Regions from separate parts of the Homo sapiens genome. Here all the other regions are linked to region 3. Evidence: chromatin loops called from intact Hi-C (ENCODE). Cell type or tissue: endothelial cell of umbilical vein. All regions are shown on one strand. Links, peaks and the distances in the headings refer to the core of each region. The heading gives the core; the rest is flanking DNA.

Region 1 (4,184 bases), core at 756-3,255, 100 kb before region 3:
ACCATTCAATGTTTGCCTTTCCTACCCTTCTTCTTTCACTGTCAGTTTTCCTAGAGTTGAGAACTACTCTGATTTTGATTTTTCCATTTAATGCCCCTTGCCTCTTCTCTGGATAGGAGAAATGGCAAAAACCTTCTTTGTCAAACAGCACTTCAATTAGAAGCAAAACCATTAGTGCTTTGTGCGCACATTGAGCAACTGGGATCCTTCAGGATTGGCTGCTCTCGAGAAAGAAAGCTTCCCACGGGTCACCACACCCCACCCCACTACTTTATCCACAGGGAAGCAGCTGTATCAAATGGCCAATGGTCCTAGTTCCTGGCAGAAAGTAAAAGCATGATAATAGTCTCCTAAATGCTCTGCATATGAGAAGCGTCCTTCAGGTCTGTCGACTTTATATACACTTTCAACTGATCCTCCTATTTTCAGTTTAATTCCTAATCTCCAAAGGTTCTTTGTGCCTCCAATTTCTGAGCCTTTCTGGGGTTCTGCAGCATAAACAGACTGGCTACAGGCAGGAAGGTTTTAGCTTTCTACTTTCTGCTAAATCGGTAACAATTCAAACACCTTTCTGCATCTCCTCTGCCATTTATTCTTTTGTGTTTTTATGCCTTTAAAAAATTATTTTTAATTTTAGTTAAAATGACACTGTAATTTTAGTGGCATTTTGAGAAAGAGTGAAAATAAATACGAATAGTCACTTATTTTTTCAACAGAAGTCACTATATATATATATACATATACTATGTATATGTGTTACTGCTTAACCATTTCATGAAATGCTCTCTATTATCATCTTAAGAACAGAGACTCCTTTATCAGCTATATGAATTTAGCATCTGGCTAGGAACTTTGGAAAAACTGGATATGTCAAAATAGAGAACAGAAGTATATGTTGAATAATCTTCTTTGCCCCTGGAATAGAAATACCTAGCAAATAAGGCAAACTGTGAATCAGCTTTTCCCTCTTAAATGGCTTAAAGAGGGGGCTCTTCTTAACCAAAATGCTACCTAAAATGCAACAAAGTACATCAACATATGTCTTTTGCAAAGCCAATTAACTTGTAATTTATATTTTTAAAAATATTCAGATATGACTCATGTTTCTTAATAAAATTCCTTGACAAAAAGTGAATTCAAGGCCCAGGGTTTGCTGGAGATAACAATCCACCTGGTAAGACATGGATTTAGACTAATTTTTAATCACTAATTTTATGTTTTCCATGTTTAATATGTTTAATCACTAATGTTTATCATGCTTCTACTTTGTGCCAGGAACTAGGACCATTGGCCATTTGATACCGCTGCTTCCCCATGGATAAAGTAGGGGGTGTGGTGGCCCATAGGGAGTTTTCTTTCTCGAGAGCAGCCAATCCTGAAGGATCACAGTTGCCCAATGTGCGCACAAAGCACTAATGGTTTTGCATCGGATTGAAGGGCTGTTTGACAAAGGTTTTCGCTATTTCAAATACGTAACTGGAGTCTAAGTTTCCAAAAGGTGCTCCCAAGATAAAAAATTTCTGTGATGATATCAGCTTGCACTTAATGGACAAACCAGATTCTTTGAGAAATGTCAGTAGTTTTAATTTAGCAGCTGAAATCTGAATATGTTTCAGTGTTTCTTAGTGAAGCCTTTTCTGCTGCGAAGGATCCACAAAGTCCAGTGTAATTTCAGGATAAGCAGATATGATGTGTGGAGGGTGCAAACTGGCAGTCTGCATGCTGCTTCCAGAACGTGATGTGCATTGCTTGCCTAGGCTCCAGCCTTTCCACCTCAGCTGCTTTGCCCTTTACCTAAGATGTGATTTATTTATATACCTGCCTAACTCATTTTACTTCAGGATGGAGATTAACTATTATCAGCTTCAGGAAGTCTTCCGTAACCTTCCCACACACCTTGAACAATATTCTATTATAACATTTAACAAATATCTGTAATTGTTTTTGCCACTAGACCATGGCCTCTCAAGGACAAAGCTTAGGAATGAGTCATATTACCGCTCAACTAATACAGTGCATGACATATAAGATAGAGTCAATAAACATATGAATGAATGGACAATGAGTGACGCTGCCAAGAACAGAGATTTAGTTTAGTTCCCTTTCCTTTGATTAGCAATCTTGGTCTAGGTGTTATGTACGTAACAGCCATCATCTTATGGGCTTATAATAAAATAAATAAAACAATAAAATAACACGTCACTTAGCTATAAATGAATGAGTAATGTCTCTTAATCTTTCCTATTAATTGTGAGTCATAGGATCTGGGCATGGTACATAATATGTCCCATCATAATATTAAATATATTGCAGGGCGGTACAAACAAACCATTCTATCAGGCATAGAGAAGAATGATGTAGAGCCTAAGACTAACATAAACTCAAAGGGCAGAAAATAAGACAAAATATGCAAGCAAGGTAACAAACTGCATGCCATTTACCAGATTATAGTTCATTTTCCATTTAAAATTTAAATTATATTTAAATTCCATTTAAAGTAAAAGAAATGGTTAAAAAATACCAATCCAGCTATTGCGGGAAGTCAGGAACCCCGAATGGAGGGATCAGCTGAAGCCATGGCAGAAGAACATAAATTGTGAAGATTTCATGGACATTTATTAGTTCCCCAAATTAATACTTTTATAATTTCATACGCTTGTCTTTACTGCAATCTCTGAACATAAATTGTGAAGATTTCATGGACACTTATCACTTCCCTAATCAATACCCTTGTGATTTCCTATGCCTGTCTTTACTTTAATCTCTTAATCCTGTTATCTCGTAAACTGAGGAGGATGTATGTCACCTCAGGACCCTGTGATGATTGCGTTAACTGCACAAATTGTAGAGCATGTGTGTTTGAACAATATGAAATCTGGGCACCCTGAAAAAAGAGCAGGATAACAGCAATGTTCGGGGAACAAGAGAGATAACCTTAAACTCTGACAGCCAGTGAGCCAGGTGGAACAGAGCCATATTTCTCGTCTTTCAAAAGCAAATGGGAGAAATACTGCTGAATTCTTTTTCTCAGCAAGGAACATCCCTGAGAAAGAGAATGCGTCCCTGAGGGTAGGCCTCTAAAATGGCCGCTTCGGTGGGCGGCCGTCTTCTATGGTCGAGCTGTAGGGATGTAATAAGCCCCAGTCTCCCATAGCGCTCCCAGGCTTATTAGGACGAGGAAATTCCCGCCTAATAAATTTTGGTCAGACCGGCTGTCTGCTCTCAAACCCTGTCTCCTGATAAGATGTTATCAATGATAATGCATGCCCGAAACTTCATTAGCAATTTTAATTTCACCCTGGTCGTGTGGTCCTGTGATCTTGCCCTGCCTCCATTTGCCTTGTGATATTCTATTACCTTGTGAAGCACGTGATCTCTGTGACCCACACCCTATTCGTACACTCCCTCCCCTTTTGAAAATCACTAATAAAAACTTGCTGGTTTTGCGGCTCAGTGGGCATCACGGAACCTGCCAACATGTGATGTCTCCCCTAGACACCCAGCTTTAAAATTTCTCTTTTGTACTCTTTCCCTTTATTTCTCAGGCCGGCCGACATTTAGGGAATATAGAAAAGAACCTACGTGAAATATCGGGGGTGAATTTTGCCCGATATCTGGCTGAATTTCCCCCGATATCCAGCCTGACCAGTTCTGTGGTTTCTATTAGTAAATGAAAACTATGCTTTTTCCACTCTGTCAGTTTCAGATTATTTCTTATCTTCCCTCTCGTATAAAGTTTCCCAGCTTCTGTGGAAATTGTTCCATTGAGCAATGCTACTGTTCAACACCTTCTGCTTGCTGTTAGGTACTGACCTCTCTTCAACCCTGCTTTTGATTTATAAAAACTTCAACACCCTCAGAGTCTTCCTGTCTGTCCAACATCCACCCATTTTCAGGATGACATCATATCCTTATTTGATACTCTGGTCACTTACTGCCTTGACTTACTAACTTCCATGGACCTCCTCCATGTCAGCCAGTCATTCCCATAGACACACCCTGGAAGATGTCATTGTCTGGAATTGCTCCAACTCCAAAAACATTTTTTCAAACATCAGTCTCTCTGCATAAACTTTAATCAAATGACTCTCAACCTATCATTCTTTGTCCTCATTGAGATCTTCCAACTCATAGATTCTTTACTTTGTATCTTCCTCTCAGTTCCTGTCTGTCTTCATTTCTTC
Region 2 (4,184 bases), core at 756-3,255, 120 kb after region 3:
TAATTAAAACAAAATGGACAAAATATATTTGCTCTACTATAACCAGGAATCATTTGCATTGTTCTCAGATAAGAGTCATTTGCATTCCTATAAATTTACTGCAAATTAACCTCTATGCTTAAAGAGTTCTAAAAGAACTTTAAATAAAGTCAGTCAGAGATCATCTCCAGAGGGCCTGCTAGAAAATGCCCAGGAATCCATTGAGCATTTACTCCAGTGATCTCTTTTTGCTAATCCTAAGCTTTGAATAATTTTTATTTACATACCCCATGTTCTACTTCTTGAGGAATGCATGTTCTTCAGTATCTTTTATAGATTTATATACAGAATGTTTGTACAATAAATTATTTTAAAAAGGAAGGAAAATCTAGTTTAGCCCTACATAAATATGGACATAAAATAGAACATGTATTACAGGAAATAATTGCAAGTAATTCTTCATCTTAATGGCTTACTTCAGATTCAGAACTATAGGACTTTAGAAACCATATCACTTATACTATTGTCTTACTAATATTTCTCCATAAAATATAAAAATACAAAAATATTCACACTAAGTGGGCTCTATAGAGACAATAAATAGCATCACAAAGTTTGGGTCAGGTTTTTTCTGTCAAATGAATTAGAAGAAAACTTTGTCTCAAAGGTTTTTGGATTTTAGAATTAGAGATTAAAGAAAGAAACAGAGAGTGATTGAGAGAGAGAAAGAGAGTAATATGGTGGGTCTTGGGGGAGAGGCAGAATCAGAGATAGATGCAGAGAGATAGAGATGCTTAGGAAGGGGTGTCTGGGGACTCTGAAGGACAAGTCTCCACCTGGCACTGCCATTGTCCCCCGCCCCAATCCCACTCTTCCCTCCTCAGCCCTCTCTCCCCACAGGATGAGCAAGAGCATCAGAGACAGAGATGGAGACAAAAGACAGACAGAGGAGACACTGACAGAGTGAATCAGAGAGAGACAGAGACAGAGGAATTTCTCCTCTTCTCTCTGCCTCCCTCCTCCTCTCCCCAACACCTCCCCCTTCACCACCTTCCTGCCTCCCTCTGCTCCCCTTCCAAGCCTGCATATTCTTCAGGGCTTACCCTCAGCTCCAGGACAGGGTCCTCCTGGGGCTCCTGATGGGTGAATATTTACACCACAAGAGTAAATAAAGATTACAGGCTTATATATTTTACTATTTGTATCCAAAATTAGGCGAATTAATAAATGAGCGTTAGCAGGCTCTTCTATTCCTTTGAACATTAAAAGATAGTTGGATCTATGCCAGATCGTTTCCTGGAGAACTGGGGTAATAGATCAGGTGAAACTGTTGTTCTCAGACTGGCTTCATTGCTTTACAATGGAATGGGCAAGCTGGGCATAGTGGTTCACACCTGTAATCTCAACACTTTGGGAGGCCGAGGCAGGTGGATGGCTTGAGCACAGGAGTTCAAGACCAGCATAGCAAGACCTCATCTCTATAAAAAATAAAATTTTATATATATTAGACAGGCATGGTGGCATGTGCCTGTAGTCCTAGATACTTGGGAGGCTGAGACAGGAGGATCACCTGAGTCCAGGAGATCAAGGCTTCAGTGAGCTGTAATTGCACCACTGCACTCCAGTGTAGGCAACAAAGCAAGAACCTGTTTCAAAAAAACAAATAACAACAAAACACAAAGAAATGGGCAGATGGTAGTTAAAGGAAGAGATCAGGAGGTGAGGAAGGAAGAGTAGAAATATAAAAGTCAGCAATGCCCAATCTGGGGGAAGAGTTGTGGGAAGTTATAAAAGGGGCACACACATTGCAGTGTGTGTAAGATTTTAAGAGAATTCAGGAAAGACTATTTTAAGAAGTTCTACAGGGTGTCATGAATGGATTCCCTTTGGTCTTTGTCAAGAGAATTCAGAAAAGATTTAAATTGCTCTTTTAATGTTTTTTACACGTTGGGTTGATGTTTCCCCAATGCCTGACCAAAACAACCTGGGCCAGAAAAGTGTGGGGGGCGCACAGCCACATACTCAAACTTATGTACAAGGCATTTGAGGTTGGGGCATGGAAAAATGCTGAGGCACTGTGTGTATGTTATTTGTGCATGAGAATATAATTCCTTGACCCTGAAAACAGGACAAGGAGTGGAGTGTGTGATAAGGAACGCTGAAAACAGCCTCCTGAGAATGCGGTTTGAGTGCTTTGACAAGGCCACAGGTGTCTCACAACCCGACCTCAAAAAGCCATCTGGTGGATGTTTGTGGTGTAACAAGCCCTTTCAATGAATACATGGTGGGCAGATATTGGGGCGGACTCTCCTCAGAAGAGCTGCTCCCTCCCCCGCTCAGCTGGAATTTTCTGAGAACTCATTCTTGGCGTTCACTGCAAGCTATAAGCTTTGCAAAAAGTAGCCTTAGGCAGATTCCATGGGAATGTAAATTTTAAAAAGAATTTGTAAAAATCAAATTGTGCATGAAACACTGTAGAATAAGCTTTAATTATGAGTTTAGATGGACCTGCACTGTGGCAAGATCAGAGTTGATGCATTGTTACTCTAAGTTTTAGGGGACAAGAATAAGTCACCTTAAAATATGCCTCTTTGGCATAAAGATTATTTTGAACTGCAGGCAAATGAGATGCAATGGAAGCAGAAAGAAGCCTTCCTGGAGTATCTCTTAGATGACTCTAAGCAGAAACTTCTGAGGAATGAGGACTGCTGTAAGTCCTTTCTCCGGAGGGAGATTTATGTCCACAAAGAAGTCAGTGTCAAGACAGACCTACACAAACCTTCTCCATTAGTTTCTTTCAGGTATTTGCCTTCTCAAAATTTGCAGCCCTAGAAACTTAACGTTTTTTCCTTTGTCTTGTCACTTCTCTACAAAGTTATTGCTCTTTTGTTAAGATGCTATATAAATCTAAGCTCTAACTCCCCTTTGAGTTACTCATCATGAGGTTCCTCCCAGGTGGGGTGTGCTTCACACATTAATAAATTGTTTGGGTTTCTTTTGTCAATCTGTTTTGTTAGTCTAATTTACAAAGTCCCAGGCAGAGAACCTAGGAGGGTAGAAGGAAAAATAATTTTTTCCTCTCTTACAAAGCAATGGCAGCCTAACTCCTCAAAGGCTACTGCTCACCTTGTTATAGCTCTTCAGACCTGCTACAATGTTTCAATTACCTACTAAGGCAGGTTGCTACTTCTTCAATAGCTATTGAACCCTTCTTTGGTAACTAAACCCTAATTATAACTGGCACAAAGCCACTTGGAATAAAAATATTCCAGCCTGCATGAAAGCTGTATGTAGCCACTTGACTACATTTTGACCAATGAGGTATAAGCATAAGTGTGCTTGCAAAATCTAGGAAATATTCTTTTTTTAATTTTTAACTTTACAGTAGGTGTATATATTTATGGGTTACATGAGAAGGGAAATATCCTTAAAAGAAGCTGGTATGTCCTGTTGCCTTCTTCCTTCCTGCTGGCCAGAGTGTAAACATGTTTTCTGCAACTGGAGTAGCCACCTTCCTCTATGAAGTAGAATCCAACACATTGTTCTTTTTGAGCGAGAGAGACAGAGAAAGAGAGAGAGAGCGAGTCTCACTCTGTCATCCAGGCTGGAGTTCAGTAGCATGATCATAGCTCACTGCAGCATCAAACTCCCAGGCTCAATCAATTCTCCCACTTCAGCCTCCCGAGTAGGTAGGACTACAAGTGTGCACCACCATTCCTGTCTGATTTATTTTTTATTTTTGTAGAGATGGGTGGGGGGGGGGTCTCACTATATTGCCCAAGCTGGTTTTGAACTCCTAGCCTCAGGCAATCCTCCCGCTTCAGCCTCCCAAAGAGCTGAGATTACCAGCCTGAACCAATGTGACCTTGGAGTTGTTATTTTAGATTTACTGAAATCCACAGCTGAAACCAACTCTAATCTGAAACAGAGTTTGAGTGAAATGACTCAGGAATTTAAATTCAGAAAAGAATATTTAACAGACTTTATTAAAGCATACTCTGACACAGTTTCCCTTCCCATCCATAAATTCTACAAAGACAATGGGGGAAAGAGGAGAGAACCTAGGAAGTGAAAACTGAATGGCAATGAAGAGGCAAACATATCAGTGATGAAGGAAACCCAAATGGATAAACAAGTTATTCTCTGAAAGTAGGCTGGATGTTTGGTGAAGGGCATTAAACATGTTGAGAGTAGACCCCATGCTA
Region 3 (4,184 bases), core at 713-3,212:
CAGTTTGATCTCAGACTGCTGTGCTAGCTATGAGCGAGGCTCCGTGGGCATAGGACCCTCTGAGCCAGGCACAGGATATAATCTCCTGGTGTGCCATTTGCTAAGACCATTGGAAAAGCTCAGTATTAGGGTGGGAGTGACCTGATTTTCCAGGTGCCGTCTGTCACTCCTTTCTTTGACTAGGAAAGGGAATTCCCTGACCCCTTGCGCTTCCCGGGTGAGGCAATGCCTCGCCCTGCTTCGGCTCATGCTCGGTGCGCTGTACCCACTGTCCTGCACCCACTTTCCGACACTCCCCAGTGAGATGAACCCGGTACCTCTGTTGGAAATGCAGAAATCATCCATCTTCTGCGTCACTCACGCTGGGAGCTGTAGACTGGAGCTGTTCCTATTCGGCCATCTTGGCTCCACCCCCCAACATGTCTCATCATCTCAGTTTTATAGGGGATTGATATATTTAGCTTTTTGAAGAACTTATCAACTGAAGTTAAAGGCATTATATATTATGTTATTCACTGTCCCTTGTAAAATAACTCATGCAAGAAAATTGCTTTCTATTTTCAAAACAAGAAAAAATGTTTCTCCTGTAAGCAGAACTGATATGTTTATTTTTGTCAAACAATGTAAATATGTGATACATTATAGTTCCCATTTTAATTTGACTCAAAATAAACTCAATTACAATTACTGTATAAATTTAAATTTAGGGAAATTTATCTCTCTTACATGACTTTGATTTTCCATTTTTATTTTAGCACATTTAAGTTATAAATATTGTTACAAACTAATATATTTAAACTTTTTGAAATTATTAAGCTTCTACTGGGTACTGAGGTAGACATAAAAAATGGAAAAATAAAATTTGGAAAAATTTTTTTCAGTATAAATATCCATTATTGGTTATATATTAATATTTACAATGAGGAAGAATTTATCATATCTTTAAACTTAAAATTATCAGTGTCTAGAAAATTGATAATTTGGTAAAAGTCTTGTGAACACAGGACTGATAGCTATTCACAGGGCTATTTCTGGATTGGAAACCTTTATTCTTTTTCTGAACCTTAATTTCCCACATTACAAAATGGCAGCTCAACCCATAGTCACCATTCACATATAATTTTTCATCTGAAAGTTTCTAGTTAAGCAGCTTCCTTTTTCCTAGGCTCTTTTTTTAAGCCTGGAGAGAGATTGAATCACATACTTACAGTTTGTTTCCCTATAGTCAGAGAAGAATATTTGGCAGCAGAAATTTTGTAATTGACCTTCTGCTGGACTGTATTAGTACCAAGTTAGTATTTCACATAATTTCATGTACTGTTTGCCCATGATATAATTATTAAGCACATCCTGTATACACACCTCTGAGGCAAATACAAAGATAAACTAGTCATAATAGAAGGAAAAACAAGTCACCTAAAAGCAGTTGATGAATGCGATGACTCTGCCTTCTAGAAATAGGAACAATTGTTTCAAGAAAGAATGTAAATGCTTTAAAGTTGACAATACAAAAGTAACGTTGTAGCAGAAACAGGGTGCTAGGTGGAGGGAGAAGTGGAGTTCCACAGGAAAATAGAAGCAGTAATCTTCTTTGTTGCACGATAGAAATTCAAGTTAATAAATAAGCAGGCAGGAGACTGGAGAATCATTCTCCAGAGAAACTGGGCAGAACAGAAGAGATACCAGTAAAAACTGATATTTGGGTATCCCTCTGAATTTGTTAGGGCATAGGCTAAGCTGCTATAACAAACACACTTCAAACACAACGGCTAACAAGGCAGAAGTTTATCTCTTTTTCATATGACAGTCCAGAGATGGAAGTGCATTCAGAACAGTCACGAGCTCTGACCCAAGTTGACAAGGTCATCCAAGGGCCAAATGCTTTCCCTTTCATTACTCTAGCATCCGCAGGAACTGTCCTCAGAATGGCAGAGGCTGACTCACCATCACTCTTGCCAGCACTTCAGCTCACCGCGGGGGGAAAGAGGAAGCGGAAAGCAAGTGGGGCCGGGCGCAGTGGCTCACGCCTGTAATCCCAGCACTTTGGGAGGCCGAGGCGGGTGGATCACAAGGTCAGGAGTTCAAGACCAGCCTGGCCAAGATGGTGAAACCCCATCTCTACTAAAAATACAAAAAAATTAGCCGGGCGTGGTGGTGGGCGCCTGTAATCCCAGCCACTCGGGAGGCTGAGGCAGAGAACTGCTTGAATCCGGGAGGCAGAGGTTTCAGTGAGTCAAGATCGCGCCACTGCACTCCAGCCTGGGCGACACAGCGAGACTCGTCTCAAAAAAAAAAAAGAAAAAAGAAAAGAAAAGAAAGCAAGTGACTTCTTTCCTAAGAAAGTAACTAGGAAGTTGTGCACATTGGGAGGTTACTCCGAGGGAGCATCTAACAGAGCAGCGGATACCCTGCTGATATTCAAAGGGGTGAGGGTAGTTGTATTACCTAAACAAGTAGGGGAAATGGATACTGGGAAGCAATCAGCAGTTTCTGCTACAACTGCCAATAAGAAAAAAGTAGTTCACTGCCCAATCTCACCATGTACATAGAACTTAAATAATCAGTGATATGGGTCTCACTCTTTAAAATGAATATATAACCTAGAACCATCATCAACAGAAGTTTGCAGAGAGCAGAATAGAACTTCCATAGAAACTATTATTAATATCCTCTGAGAAATATAGGTAGGCACTGTATCCATAAAAAACAGAATACTTTTTTAAATGAAGGGAATATTTTTGAAAATGGTTAAAATACAAAATCAAGAAATGATCCCCAAAGAATGTGGGGAAGGGATGAGACAGAGATGATGTATGGGAAAAAGAGAGAAAATTTAAGAAAATTACTAGATTGACAAAAAGGATCAATATCTGACCAGTAAGATTTCTCTAAAAATAAGAGAAAAATATAAAGAAGACAAAAAAAACTATACCAACAACATTTCTCAGAATAAAATATGAGTTTCCCTACAGAAAAACAAGGATAAAAACATCCTATATGATCAAGAATTAAAATGGTTCTGGCTTTTCTACTATAATATTGGAAACTGTAATACAAAAAAAGATACTGTTTAAAAGTTCTAAAAGAAAATTTTTTTAACCCAATTTTCTACACTCAGCCAAATTATCAACCAAGTGTGAGAATAAAGACAGTTTCAAATATGTTGGAGCTCAAAATTTTACTTCCTGTGCATCATTTCTTAGGTGGCTCCTGGAGGGTGTGTTCCAGTACAATGAATGAATAAGTCAAGAAAGAGGAGAACTTGAGTCCAAGAAGCAAAGACAGGGCAAGGAGGTGAGCCTACAGACTTGGGGGCATCCATTGTATATTATAGTGTGTAGCAGACCCTGTCAATGTCCTGTTAATATCATTAGGGCCCTGCCACTTCAGCACACTCTGGACAACTTCCAACTTCCCCAAATCTGCTTCATTTAGACCAGGCTCTTACCAGAACCATTGACAGCTACTCTGCCTTCTTACAGAGAAGGCCAGAAATGCTAAGATATTAATACCTCCCAGAAGCAGACCTCAAATCGTGAAAGCTATTATATCAATTTAATTTTACAATTGTATTAGAGGCAATGAAAAACACAATGTTTCAGGGATCTGGCAAAGGGAAGTGAGAGATATGAGTAGGGAGAGAGTGGAAGACTAGAACAACTTGTCAACAGATAGGACCACACAGAAAAGGCAACTGTAGAAGAGACCATCTTTTCCCTACCTTTGTGCCCTTGGCCTACTCTGGAGGTTGCTATAGACAGCCCATTAGGAGCCACTGGCTACCCATGTCTGTCTGCCTAACCATGATCCCCATCCTCTGAGCCTGCTCAACGAACCAATAGTGTGGATCCCTCATGTCTGGGAGCCATTGCTGCTAGAGCAAGACTTCACCAGTGAGGGAAGAGAATAGGTAGATATATACCCAGGTCTTCATCCTGAGGAGAACAACTCAGAGTTGAGTGTGCCACCAGCTCTCAGCGGGTTCTCAGCATGCTTGAGCCCCTCTTAGCAGTACGAGAACCTCCTCAACAATGTTTCCTCTTTTGCTTTCCTTCCTTTCCCATCTTACTGCCCATCAGTACTTTCTGAGACCCCCTTCCAAGGAAACCAGTTGCTCACAAATCCTTGTCTCAGGGGAACCCGAAATAAATATCAACAACAAAAAAAATTCCTAGCAGATGGAG

The links. A loop is a pair of places that touch in the nucleus more often than their neighbours do. Peaks named below come from ENCODE experiments on the same cell type or tissue, not always from the same donor. Only the 100,000 strongest peaks of a DNase experiment are listed, where the experiment ranks them.
Region 1: it touches region 3 in a loop (8-fold over the local background); 5 of 110 quality-filtered maps call a loop at or near these places.
Region 2: a loop joins it to region 3, with 4 times the contacts of the local background. A loop is called at or near these places in 2 of 110 quality-filtered maps.

What each region holds. Positions count from the first base shown.
Region 1 is chr1:207,302,880-207,307,063 of GRCh38, reverse strand. All of the region lies in intron 3 of LINC02942 (long intergenic non-protein coding RNA 2942), which reads right to left. All of the region lies in intron 1 of LOC107985251 (a long non-coding RNA gene), which reads left to right. Among named protein-coding and RNA genes, the nearest start is that of CD55, 17 kb to the left of the region's middle. In endothelial cell of umbilical vein, for the core only: no CTCF peak of the experiment used is centred there; a DNase peak (open chromatin) is centred at 2,063; H3K27ac peaks cover 1,665 bases.
Region 2 is chr1:207,082,916-207,087,099 of GRCh38, reverse strand. No RefSeq gene overlaps it. Among named protein-coding and RNA genes, the nearest start is that of C4BPB, 3.9 kb to the left of the region's middle. RefSeq lists an enhancer at 1,938-2,147. In endothelial cell of umbilical vein, for the core only: a CTCF peak has its summit at 2,236; a DNase peak (open chromatin) is centred at 2,209; H3K27me3 peaks cover 239 bases.
Region 3 is chr1:207,202,966-207,207,149 of GRCh38, reverse strand. All of the region lies in intron 1 of LOC107985251 (a long non-coding RNA gene), which reads left to right. Among named protein-coding and RNA genes, the nearest start is that of LINC02942, 35 kb to the left of the region's middle. In endothelial cell of umbilical vein, for the core only: no CTCF peak of the experiment used is centred there; DNase peaks (open chromatin) are centred at 1,339 and 1,889; H3K27ac peaks cover 1,387 bases.